2 separate regions of the Homo sapiens genome follow, and region 2 is linked to region 1. A link is an interaction called in ENCODE POLR2A ChIA-PET data of the cell type or tissue named here. Cell type or tissue: PC-9. All regions are shown on one strand. Links, peaks and the distances in the headings refer to the core of each region. The heading gives the core; the rest is flanking DNA.

Region 1 (5,382 bases), core at 165-5,164:
ATGCTTGTGCTGAGGGGACTCTCTGGAATTTCCAGGGCTAATGTGGTTTTATAATATGCAAACAACAACAACAACAACAAAAAAACAGAAAAACAAACAAAAAAAACTGCTGCGCTTCTCCTGCCACGATTTTGCTGTTGGCCTAACCCTATCGTGGTTATTCTAAGGTTTGCCAAGCGTAGTAGAGGGTGACCAACTTATAAAGTCATGCCACTGGCAAGCAATTAAGTCACATTAAATCATTAATGACTATCCTAGACTTTTTATGAGCATTCATTTCCTTTTTTTTTTTTTTTTTTGTATACAGGGTCTTGATCCGTCGCTCAGGCTGGAGTGCAGTGGCTCACTCTCAGCTCACTGCAACCTCTGCCTCCTGGGCTTGGTGATCCCCTCCCACCTCAGCCTTTGAGTAGCTGGGACTACAGATGCACACCACTACACCAGGCTAATTTTCATATTTTTCGTGGAGACAGGGTTTCGTGGAGACAGAGTCATATTGCCCAGGCTGGTGTCGAACTCCTGAGCTTGAGTGATGAGCCCTCCTTGGCCTCCCAAAGTGCTGGGATTATACAAGCATGAGCCACCGTGCCTGGCCTGTGCTTTTTCTTGTTCACATATGTAATTTCAGTGTGGTTACATTATATGCAGACTTGAACTATGTGATTTTTAAAAGTTTCATTTCATATTCAGAGTTTGAAATGTTACCTTCTCATTTCAGAAAGTCTTCAGAAATCATGTTATATGAAAGCCTGACTGAGCTGTAAACCAATGTTGTGCTGTTATCCTATGTTGGTATTACCTAGGCAGTAACAGAAATATCAGCCATCTCTTATCAGCCTTAACCTCAATTAGGTGACTGTTGAATTATGCAAGATCTTTTGTAAATCGATCTTTTTTATAAAATGTAATTACCCATGATTAAGACCTTTCATCTTCTGTTAAATTTCAATCAATAGAACATAGGGCTCTCTTGTAACTTACTACATTTCCCAGTACCTTGGAATATTTAAAACAATAGGGGCTCAAGTTGTGTTTTGAAAAGATGGATGAATGTAATCTTTTTTTTTGAGATGGAGTCTTGCTCTGTTGCCCAGGCTGGACTCGGCTCACTGCAACCTCTGCCTCCCAGGTTCAAGCAATTCTCCTGTCTCAGCCTCCCCAGTACCTGGGATTACAGGCATCTGCCACCACACCTGGCTAATTTTTGTATTTTTAGTAGAGATGGGGTTTTGCCATGTTGGCCAGGCTGGTCTTGAATTCCTGACCTCATGATCTGCTTGCCTCGGCCTCCCAAAAATGCTGGGATTACAGGCTTGAGCCACCGCACCTGGCCAAGTGGAATCTTACTTGTCTTTTTTACTCGCTTTGTGAATCAGAGAGATTCTCAACTTATTCTTTAGTTTATAGTTTACCTTTACATCGACTCAAAATTTAATGGTGAATTGTAGTTACCTGGGCATGCCATGATCTTTAGACGTTTGCATGTGCTGTGACCTCTGCCTGGAATGTCTTTATCTCAGTAAAGGTTTTAGGCAAACCATTCCTTTTAGAGTAAGCTAAAATGACTTCTCTCTTTTTTAAAAAAATAGTATATATGGCCGGGCACGGTGGCTCACGCCTGTAATCCAGCACTTTGGGAGGCTAAGGCAGGTGGATCACCTGAGGTCAGGAGTTCGAGACCAGCCTGGCCAACATGGTGAAACCTTGTCTCTACTAAAAATACAAAAAATTAGCTGGGCATGGTGGTGGGTGCCTGTAATCCCAGCCACTCGTGAGGCTGAGGCAGGGAGAATTGCTTGAATCTGGTAGGCAGAGGTTGCAGGGAGCCAAGATCATGCCACTGCACTCCAGCCTGGGTCACAGAGCGAGACTCCATATCAAAAAAAAGAAAGTGTGTGTGTGTATGTGTATATATATATATATATATATATATATATATATATATATATATAAAATAAAGTGTATATATATACATATAATAAGTAGATATACACATATATATTATAATTATATATATATAATTTTATTTCAATATTTTTTGGGGAACAGGTAGTTTTTGGTTACATGGATAAGTTCTTTAGTGGTGATTTCCGAGATTTCGGTGCACCTGTCGACTTCTTTTTTGTTTGTTTGTTTTTTTGTTTTTTTGAGACAGAGTTTCACTCTTGTTGCCCAGGCTGGAGTGCAATGGCACAGTCTCACCTCAGTGCAACCTCTACCTCTTGGGTTCAAGTGATTCTCCTGCCTCAGCCTTCCAAGTAGCTGGGATTACAGGTGCCCACCACCAGGCTCAGCTAATTTTTGTATTTTTAGTAGAGACAGGGCTTTACCATGTTGGCTAGGCTGGTCTCGAACTCCTGACCTCAGGTGGTCCACCTGCCTCGGCCTCCCAAAGTGCTAGGATTACAGGCATGAGCCACCGTGCCTGGCCCAACTTCTGTTTTTTTTTTGTGTGTGTGTGTTTTGTTTTGTTTTGTTTTTGAGACAGAATCTCCCTCTGTTGCTCAAGCTGGAGTGCAGTGGCGCAATCTCGCTCACCGCAACCCCTGCCTACCAGGTTCAAGTGATTCTCCTGCCTCAGCCTTCCGAGTAGCTGGGACTACAGGCGGGTGCCACCTCGCCTGGCTAATTTTAGTATTTTTAGTAGATGCGGGGTTGCACCATGTTGGCCAGAGTGGTCTCCATCTCTTGACCACATGACCCACCTGCCTCGGCCTCCCAAAGTGCTGGGATTACAGGCGTGAGCAACTGTGCCCACCTCCCATTTTTTTTTTTGAGACGGAGTCTCACTGTGTTGCCCAGGCTGGAGTGCAGTGGCACGATCTCGGCTCACTGCAAGCTCTGCCGACCAAGTTCATGCCATTCTCCTACCTCAGCCTCCTGAGTAGCTGGGACTACAGGCGCCCGCCACCAAGTCCGCCTAATTTTTTTTGTATTTTTAGTAGAGACGAGGTTTCACCGTGTTAGCCAGGTTGGTCTCGATCTCCTGATCTCGTGATCTGCCCACCTTGGCCTCCCAAAGTACTGAGATTACAGGTGTGAGCCACTGTGTCCAGCCTTGACTTCCCTTTTTTAAAGCAGATTTAGTCACTTCTTCCTCTCTGCTTTCATTATAGCACTTAGCGTGTTACACTGTAAATGTTTATGATACGTCTTTGATGGCTCTCATACAGTGAGTACTCCTATTGGATGGGTGGGCAAAGAGTTTTAGTTTTATATTTAACATGTTATTTTATCTAAGAATAAGTCCTATGAATGACATTACCTAGTTTGTAGTAAATATCATCATGCTGCCTAACTGCCTAGCATTTGGAGAATAGGCATTGTGAATAGGTGTGTGGCTTAACTATTACAACAGCTTTTTCCTAGTCTCTTAACTATGACAAGTTTTTCTTTGACTACAGAGTGACGGACTGGGATGTTTCCTATTTTTGTTATCTCAGTTAGTGTGTTAAGTGGAAATTATAGAAGTAGAAGGCAGACATGTTTCTTTGAAGTAAATCAAGAAGACTTTAAAAAGAGGGTCAGGGCCAGGCATGGTCGCTCATGCCTATAATCCCAGCACTTTGGGAGGCTGAGGCAGGAGGATCGCTTGAGCTCAGGAATTCGAGACCAGGCTGGGCAACATGGTGAGACCTTGTCTCTACTAAAAATAAGAAATAAAAAAAATTTAGCTGGGTATAGTGGCACATGCCTGTAGTCCCAGCTACTCAGAAGGCTGAGGTGGGAGGATCGCTTGAGCCCAGGAAGTCGAGGCTGCAGTGAGCCATGATTGTACCACTTCACTTCCAGCCTGGATGACAGAACAACACCTCATCTCTAAAAAATAAGTAAATGAAAATTAAAAATTAAATTAAACAATAAAGAAGGTCAGCCATGCTTGTACTATACAAACCTAGTAATGAGGTTCAGCAGAACTCATGTGCTACCAGCCCAACTAAGATCTCTGAATGTAGAAGGGAAGCAGAAAGCCCTGAGAACTTTCTTTTTAGTGTAACCCATGCCACTCATTGCCCAAGTATTTTGTTGATAGTATGAAAAGGTTAGGTATAGAGACAAAGAAACTATTCTCATTACTTCCCTTATGCTATACCTCCAGCCTTCATCCAGGAAAAAAGAGGACTCTTACTAGGACCACGAATCCAAACCTTTTTCTGCCAAGAGCTGTATTTTGGCATCTGTTTGAATTTCATGACACCGTCTCTGTTTCTATTCCTGTTTTCTCATTCATAAATTCTTATATCAATGTTTCCCACTTTCACATGATTGCTAATTGCTATATAGAGCTATGCCATTTCTGAAGTATTTTTGTAATTATGAGTGTTCTGCTTTCTGAGCTATTCTACCCTACAGCAACTTCTGTTTATGAGGTTACCTATATTGTCAGGGATATTTCTCAAAACAGTGGCCCAAAACTAGACTATTTGATGGATATTTTTCTTGGATAGCAATTTAGAAACTTCCAGTCACTTGTTACTTTTTCTTGATTCTTGATTATTCTTTGAAAGTTAGTATTACATTTATCCTACTCAGCTTTCAGTGCCCTGTGTAAGCTATTAGGGATGTCTTATCAGAACTGAGGAACTTTTATTTTTGTTGCATATTAGTGATTAGCATTTTATTTTTTATTTTATTATTTTATTTATTTTTTGAGACGGAGTCTCACTCTGTCACCCAGGCTGGAGTGCAGTGGCACCATCTCAGCTCACTACAACTTCTGCCGCCTGGGTTCAAGCAATTTTCCTACCTCAGCCTCCCAAGTAGCTGGGATTACACACACCTGCCACCACGCCCAGCTAACTTTTGTGTTTTTAGTAGAGACTGAGTTTCACCATCTTGGCTAGGCTGGTCTTGAACTCCTGACCACCCACCTTGGCCTCCCAAAGTGCTGGGATTATAGGCATGAGCCTGTAATTTTTGGAGACAGAGTCTTGCTCCATTGCCCAGGCAGGAGTGAAGTGGTGGGATGTCGGCTCATTACAGCCTCCACCTCCTGGGTTCAAGCGATTCTTGTGCCTCAGCCTCCCGAGTAGCTATGACTACAGGTGCATGCCACCATGCCTGGCTAATTTTTTTTTTTTTTATCGTGTTTTCAGTAGAGATGGGGTCTCACCATGTTGCTCAGGCTGGTCTCAGATTCCTAAGCTCTGGCAGTCTGCCCACCTCGGCCTCCCAAAGTGCTAGGATTACAGGAATGAGCCACTGCACATGGCTGTGATTAGCATTTTAAATGAGGATGGCAGCTGTACGTTTCCAAACCAAGACTTAATACACATTTAAAATTGGGATTTTCAGCCGGGTGTGGTGGCTCACACCTGTAATCCCAGCGCTTTGGGAGGCCGACGCAGGCAGATCACCTGAGGTCAGGAGTTTGAGACCAGC
Region 2 (5,382 bases), core at 173-5,172, 440 kb after region 1:
AAGCGATTCTCCTGCCTCAGCCTCCTGAGTAGCTGGGACTACAGGCGCCCACCACCACGCCTGGCTAATTTTTGTATTTTTAGTAGAGACGGGGTTTCACCATGTTGGCCAGGATGGTCTCGATCTCTTGACCTCGTGATCTGCCCGCATCGGCCTCCGAAAGTGCTGGGATTACAGGCGTGACGGCTGCGCCTGGCCCTCACTCTTTTTTTTTTTTTTTTTTTTGAGATGGAGTCTCACTCTGTCGCCCAGGCTGGAGTGCAGTGGCGCAATCTCGGCTCACTGAAAACTCCGCCTCCCAGGTTCACGCCATTCTCCTGCCTCAGCCTCTGGAGTAGCTGGGACTACAGGTGCCCACCACTACGCCCGGCTAATTTTTTTTTTTTTGTATTTTTAATAGAGATGGAGTTTCACCTGTGTTAGCCAGGATGGTCTCGATCTCTTGACCTTACGACCTGCCCGCCTCGGCCTCCGAAAGTGCTGGGATTACAGGCGTGAGCCACTGCGCCTGGCCCTCTCTCTTCTTTAAAACTAATTTTTAATTTTATCAAAGTGATATATACACACAGTTTAAAAGACCACTTTCTCTTAAGGCCTTTCCCGGGTCAGGGATAGGGAGATTCCCTGAGCCTTAGCTGCCTCTCTTCTGAAATGGAGGTGACCATCCACCGGCCCACCTGTACCTCACTGGGTGGATTTGAGACTCACAGGAACCAAAGGATATGGAGAGTCTTTGCAAATTACACAGACTAGAGTGATCAACTCTCCTAGTATGGATGGGACTTCTCTGGTTTTAGCACTGAAAGTCTAGTGTCTTGGGAAGCTGCTTGGTCTTGGGCAAACCAGGATGGTTGGTTACTTTACTGGCTCTGACAAGACTGCCTCTTACCTTTGACTATAACTACACCTATGAACTTTTTTGGAAAGGGATGGGGGAATACATTCATTAATAAACACATGTTTTACTGAGATTGTTTCCTCCAAGGCCACTAATGTACTAATCTGTTTCTTATGTTCTTTGCAAAGCATTAGATGTTTTTTAGAGATGCACAGAAAATATCAACAACAAGAAAAACCACCCACAATCTCATCCACCTAGAGACATCTGTTACCTGAGGATATAACTATTTTCTAATTGCCAATTCAAATAATTATTATTTTTATTTTTATCAAAGTTATGCATGCTCATACATCTTTGAATTTTCTTTTTTCTGTTTCTTGGTTGATTTGGTTTGGTTTTGTCTTTCAAGCTGGAGGTGTTAAATTAGATTAAATTTGGCCTTAAGCTGCCTCCTTACATAGTGAACTGAAACCCAACTTAATATGTAAACAAACCTAACATGAGAGTTTCTTGTAACAAGTAGCTGAGTCTCAGCCAATCATTGCAACTGAGCTTTCAGCCAATCGCAGACTGCAAAGTGCTTAGACCTGTCCAGATAAAGCAAATGCCGAGTTCTAAATAGGCTATTTCTATGTGTCACTTTTTTTCTCTCTGTAAGTACTACTTGACCACATGGTTAGGTGGAGTTCTTTGAGCCTTTACTGGTTTAGGTTTTTTTTTTTTTTCTTTTGAGATGGCGTTTCACTCTTGTTGCCCAGGCTGGAGTGCAATGGTGTGATCTTGGCTCACTGCAACCTCTGCCTCCCAGGTTCAAGCCATTCTCCTGCCTCAGCCTCCTGAGTAGCTGGGATTACAGGTGTGTGCCTCCACGCCCAGCTAATTTTTTTGTATTTTTAGTAGAAATGGGGTTTCATCATATTAGCCAGGGTGGTCTTGAACTCCTGACCTCAGGTGATCTGCCTGCCTCAGCCTCCCAAAGTGCTGGGATTACAGGTGTGAGCCACCACGCCCAGCCGAGTCTTTACTAGTTTAGCATGCTGCTGAATTCATGAATTGCTTATTTTTTCAAATAAGCTCTGCTAAATTTGTCTAAAGCTTTTCCTTTTTCTTTTTCTTTTTCTTTTTTTTTTTTTTTTTTTGAGACAGTCTCGCTCTTGGCCCCCACGCTGGAGTGTAATGGCGTGATCTCGGTTCACTGCAACCACCACCTCCCAGCTTCAAGCAATTCTCCTGCCTTAGCCTCCTGAGTAGCTTGGACTACAGGCGCCCACCACCATGCCTGACTAATTTTTGTATTTTTAGTAGAGATGGGGTTTCACCATGTAGGCCAGGCTGGTCTTGAACTCCTGACCTCAGGTGATCCACCCACCTCGGCCTCCCAAAGTGCTGGGATAACAGGCGTGAGCCACCGTGCCCGGCCTAAAGCTTTTCTTTTAACAGATTGGTGTCAGAAGTGGGATCGGAAGTAGAACTCCAGTGACCCTCAGGAGCATTTAGTGACCAAGTAAGGGTACCTGACAGGGCACACTGTGCCAATTGTTCTCTTGTAGCAACTGGAGGTCATGGGTGAGTTCTATCTCAGATTCCAAGCTTCAGGAATTTGTGTTTTGTGTTCTCCAAGTTTATTTGAACAATTCTTAGACTGGGTCAAGTAGGACTGGGTCCAGGAGCAAATCAGATCTGATAATTAACTGAAATGGATCCAGTTAAAAGCCTCAGGCAGGTGCCTTTTGAAAGTGAGTTCCTCCAAATCTAAGGAGTCTGGGACTCCAGAGTCTGAGACGCCACTTTCTGGGACGGTGGCTAACTTCATGAACAACAATTATGAGGAACATGTGTATTTTTGGAAAAATGGGTTAACTTTGCTGAGGACAACTTAAGAGTTACAGTGGCCACAGTGGGAAAGTTTTGACCTAGATAAAACTGTTCACTTGCAAGGTGCATTAGAAAAGAAAGGTTCAAAAATGCCACAAAAGCAATGGGATGCATTCTTTAATTGATACACAGAGGCATCTAAAAGATTAAATGAATAAAAAATTGCCTCTTTATAATAGGTTCCTTACAGAAATCAAACAAAAAAATCTTAAAAGCTCCTTCACGAATCTTATTCAAAAGCTTTAGTCATCTGGGCAAGAAATCTTGTTCCATTGGCCAGAAGAACAATTTGGATCCAGATAGTCTTTAATAAATTCAGGAGTTTTATATTACTGTACCTGGAACATGGCTAAGATATTTAAATGAAAGCTGTAAGATCTGTTGCTGTTTATGTTTATATAAGTCTGTATGTATGATACAGGTATCATAGTTTCTTATCTCCTTTTAATGCTCCAAAATTAAATTATGAAAGAGCTCTATTTTGTTGGCTTTAAGAAAAATAAGTGCTTGTATAAATGAAGTATTCTCTCAGAAAATTAAGAACTACCTCAAATACTTTTGCAGCTCATCTGACTTGGGTAATCTTTGGCAAATAAGAATATTGTTGGTTTGACTGAAACAGACATGTTTTCATAGTTTTGGGGATTAAATATCATAAAGATGCATGATTTCCTATCTAGGTTTACTGGTAAAACAAGCTTATGTTGTCTTTATATTATAAAATTTGTCAGCAAGAAAAACAAAATGATGACTAGTTGTTTATTATCTCATCTTTATAGGCAATCCAAGCATAAGTGTTGAAAATAAGTGAGTTAAATGAATGTAAGATAAAATTCCCATGTAAAAGATGTCCTTCCTATACCAGAAGGTTTTATTATTACTTTTTTGAAATAGGGTCTCTATCGCCTACTCTGGAGTGCAAGTGGCAAGATCTCGGCTCACTGCAACCTCTGCCTCCTGGGCTCAAGCAATCCTCCCGCCTCAGCCCCGCCAAAGTATCTGGGACTACAGACACAAGCTACCACATCCAGCTAATTTTTGTATTTTTTGTAGAGATGGGGTTTCACCATGTTGCCCAGGCTGGTCTCGAAATCCTGAGGTCAAGTGTTCCACCTGCCTCAGCCTCCCAAAGTGCTAGGATTACAGGCGTGAGCCACCACGCTCAGCCACCAGAAGGTTTTAACACTCTTAGCATCAAGAATAGAAAGTTGAGGAGGAGGGAAATCTGTACAAACAACAATTTAGTTTTCAGGCCTCACAAAACAAACAAACAAAAAACCTAAAGGGATACAAATGAAATTTTGCCTCCTTTACAGTTTATTTTTACAGAGAGACTTAAAGACATTTTGGACCATTGAGAAACATGTTCTGTGCCACACTGACAAATTGTACTATGAGAAAGCTCATGCTTCTAGACATTATGGTTCATAGATTTACCAATCTACAGCTGGTGTGACACACAATTCACAAATGCTTACTTTCTAATGTCCATGGAAATTAAGGTCACTAAGGGTTAAGAATTCTTTTTTTTTTTTTTTTTTTCTGAGATGGAGTCTCGCGCTGTCACCCAGGCTGGAGTGCAGTGGCTCAATCTTGACTCACTGCAACCTCCACCTCCTGGGTTCAGGTAATTCTCCTGCCTGAGCCTCCCCAGTAGCTGGGATTACAGGTGCCCGCCACCACGCCCAGCCAATTTTTGTATTTTTAATAGAGACAGGGTTTCAGCATGTCAGCCAGGCCGGTCTTGAACTTCTGCCCTCAAGTGATCTGCCTACCTCGGACTCCAAAGTGCTGGGATTACAGGCATGAGCCACTGTACCTGGCCGGGGTTAAGAATTCTAATTAATATATGTAGCTACAATTACTAGAAACAATAAGGGGGAAAATCTATATGAAAATATACAAGGAAGGTAAGAAAAAGGAATATATGAAAAAGAAATATACAAAGGAAGCTAAGGAAAAGCTATAAGACGTGAGGATGTTTTGTTTTGATAACGGAAAAAGAGAATAAATTTTGTCCTAAAGTGAAATGACTGATTTTTCGAAAATGAGAAGAGGAAAGTATAGGACAAAAAGTGAATGGATATAAGAGTTGTAGGAGGTTTGTGGAAGATGAATCTTGTGAAAGAAATTTTATGGGTGATCAAGCTGGTTAAGATTAGGAGGTAATTATTTACAAGTTTTTTAAGAATAAAAGTTAGCGACCGGGTGCAGTGGCTCACGCCTGTAATCCCAGGACTTTGGGAGGCAGAGGCGGGTGGATCACTTGAGGTCAGGAGTTCGAGCCCAGCCTGGCCAACATGGTGAAACCCCATCTCTACTAAAAATACAAAAAATAAGCCGGGTGTGGTGGCAGGCGCCTGTAATCCCAGCTACTTGAGAGGCTGAGGCAGGAGAATCACTTGAACCCGGGAGGCGGAGGTTGCAGTAAGCAGAGATTGCACCATTGCACTCCAGCCTGGGCGATAAGAGCTAGCATTAATATCAAAATTACACTGATGCAAAACTAGAATTTGGTTCTCTCCATTAAAACAACATGGTGTTCTTAGATTATTGGTCTGATCATAATAGGAAATTGTAAAATGTTTTTCTTTCTCTTTAGGTAGTTGGCCTAGAAAACAAAGATTCTGTGTTCTACCCAGATAATTTCCTGTGCTTCATGCTGT

The links. ChIA-PET counts read pairs that join two places held together with the same protein. Peaks named below come from ENCODE experiments on the same cell type or tissue, not always from the same donor. Only the 100,000 strongest peaks of a DNase experiment are listed, where the experiment ranks them.
Region 2: POLR2A ChIA-PET joins it to region 1 with 17 read pairs; 1 of 35 experiments calls an interaction of 5 or more read pairs at or near these places.

Annotation. Positions count from the first base shown.
Region 1 is chr17:51,086,191-51,091,572 of GRCh38, reverse strand. The region is part of intron 1 of SPAG9 (sperm associated antigen 9); the gene reads left to right. Among named protein-coding and RNA genes, the nearest start is that of SPAG9, 32 kb to the left of the region's middle. In PC-9, for the core only: no CTCF peak of the experiment used is centred there; no DNase peak of the experiment used is centred there; H3K27ac peaks cover 1,723 bases.
Region 2 is chr17:50,649,943-50,655,324 of GRCh38, reverse strand. The region is part of intron 1 of ABCC3 (ATP binding cassette subfamily C member 3); the gene reads right to left. Among named protein-coding and RNA genes, the nearest start is that of ABCC3, 18 kb to the right of the region's middle. In PC-9, for the core only: no CTCF peak of the experiment used is centred there; no DNase peak of the experiment used is centred there; H3K27ac peaks cover 2,499 bases.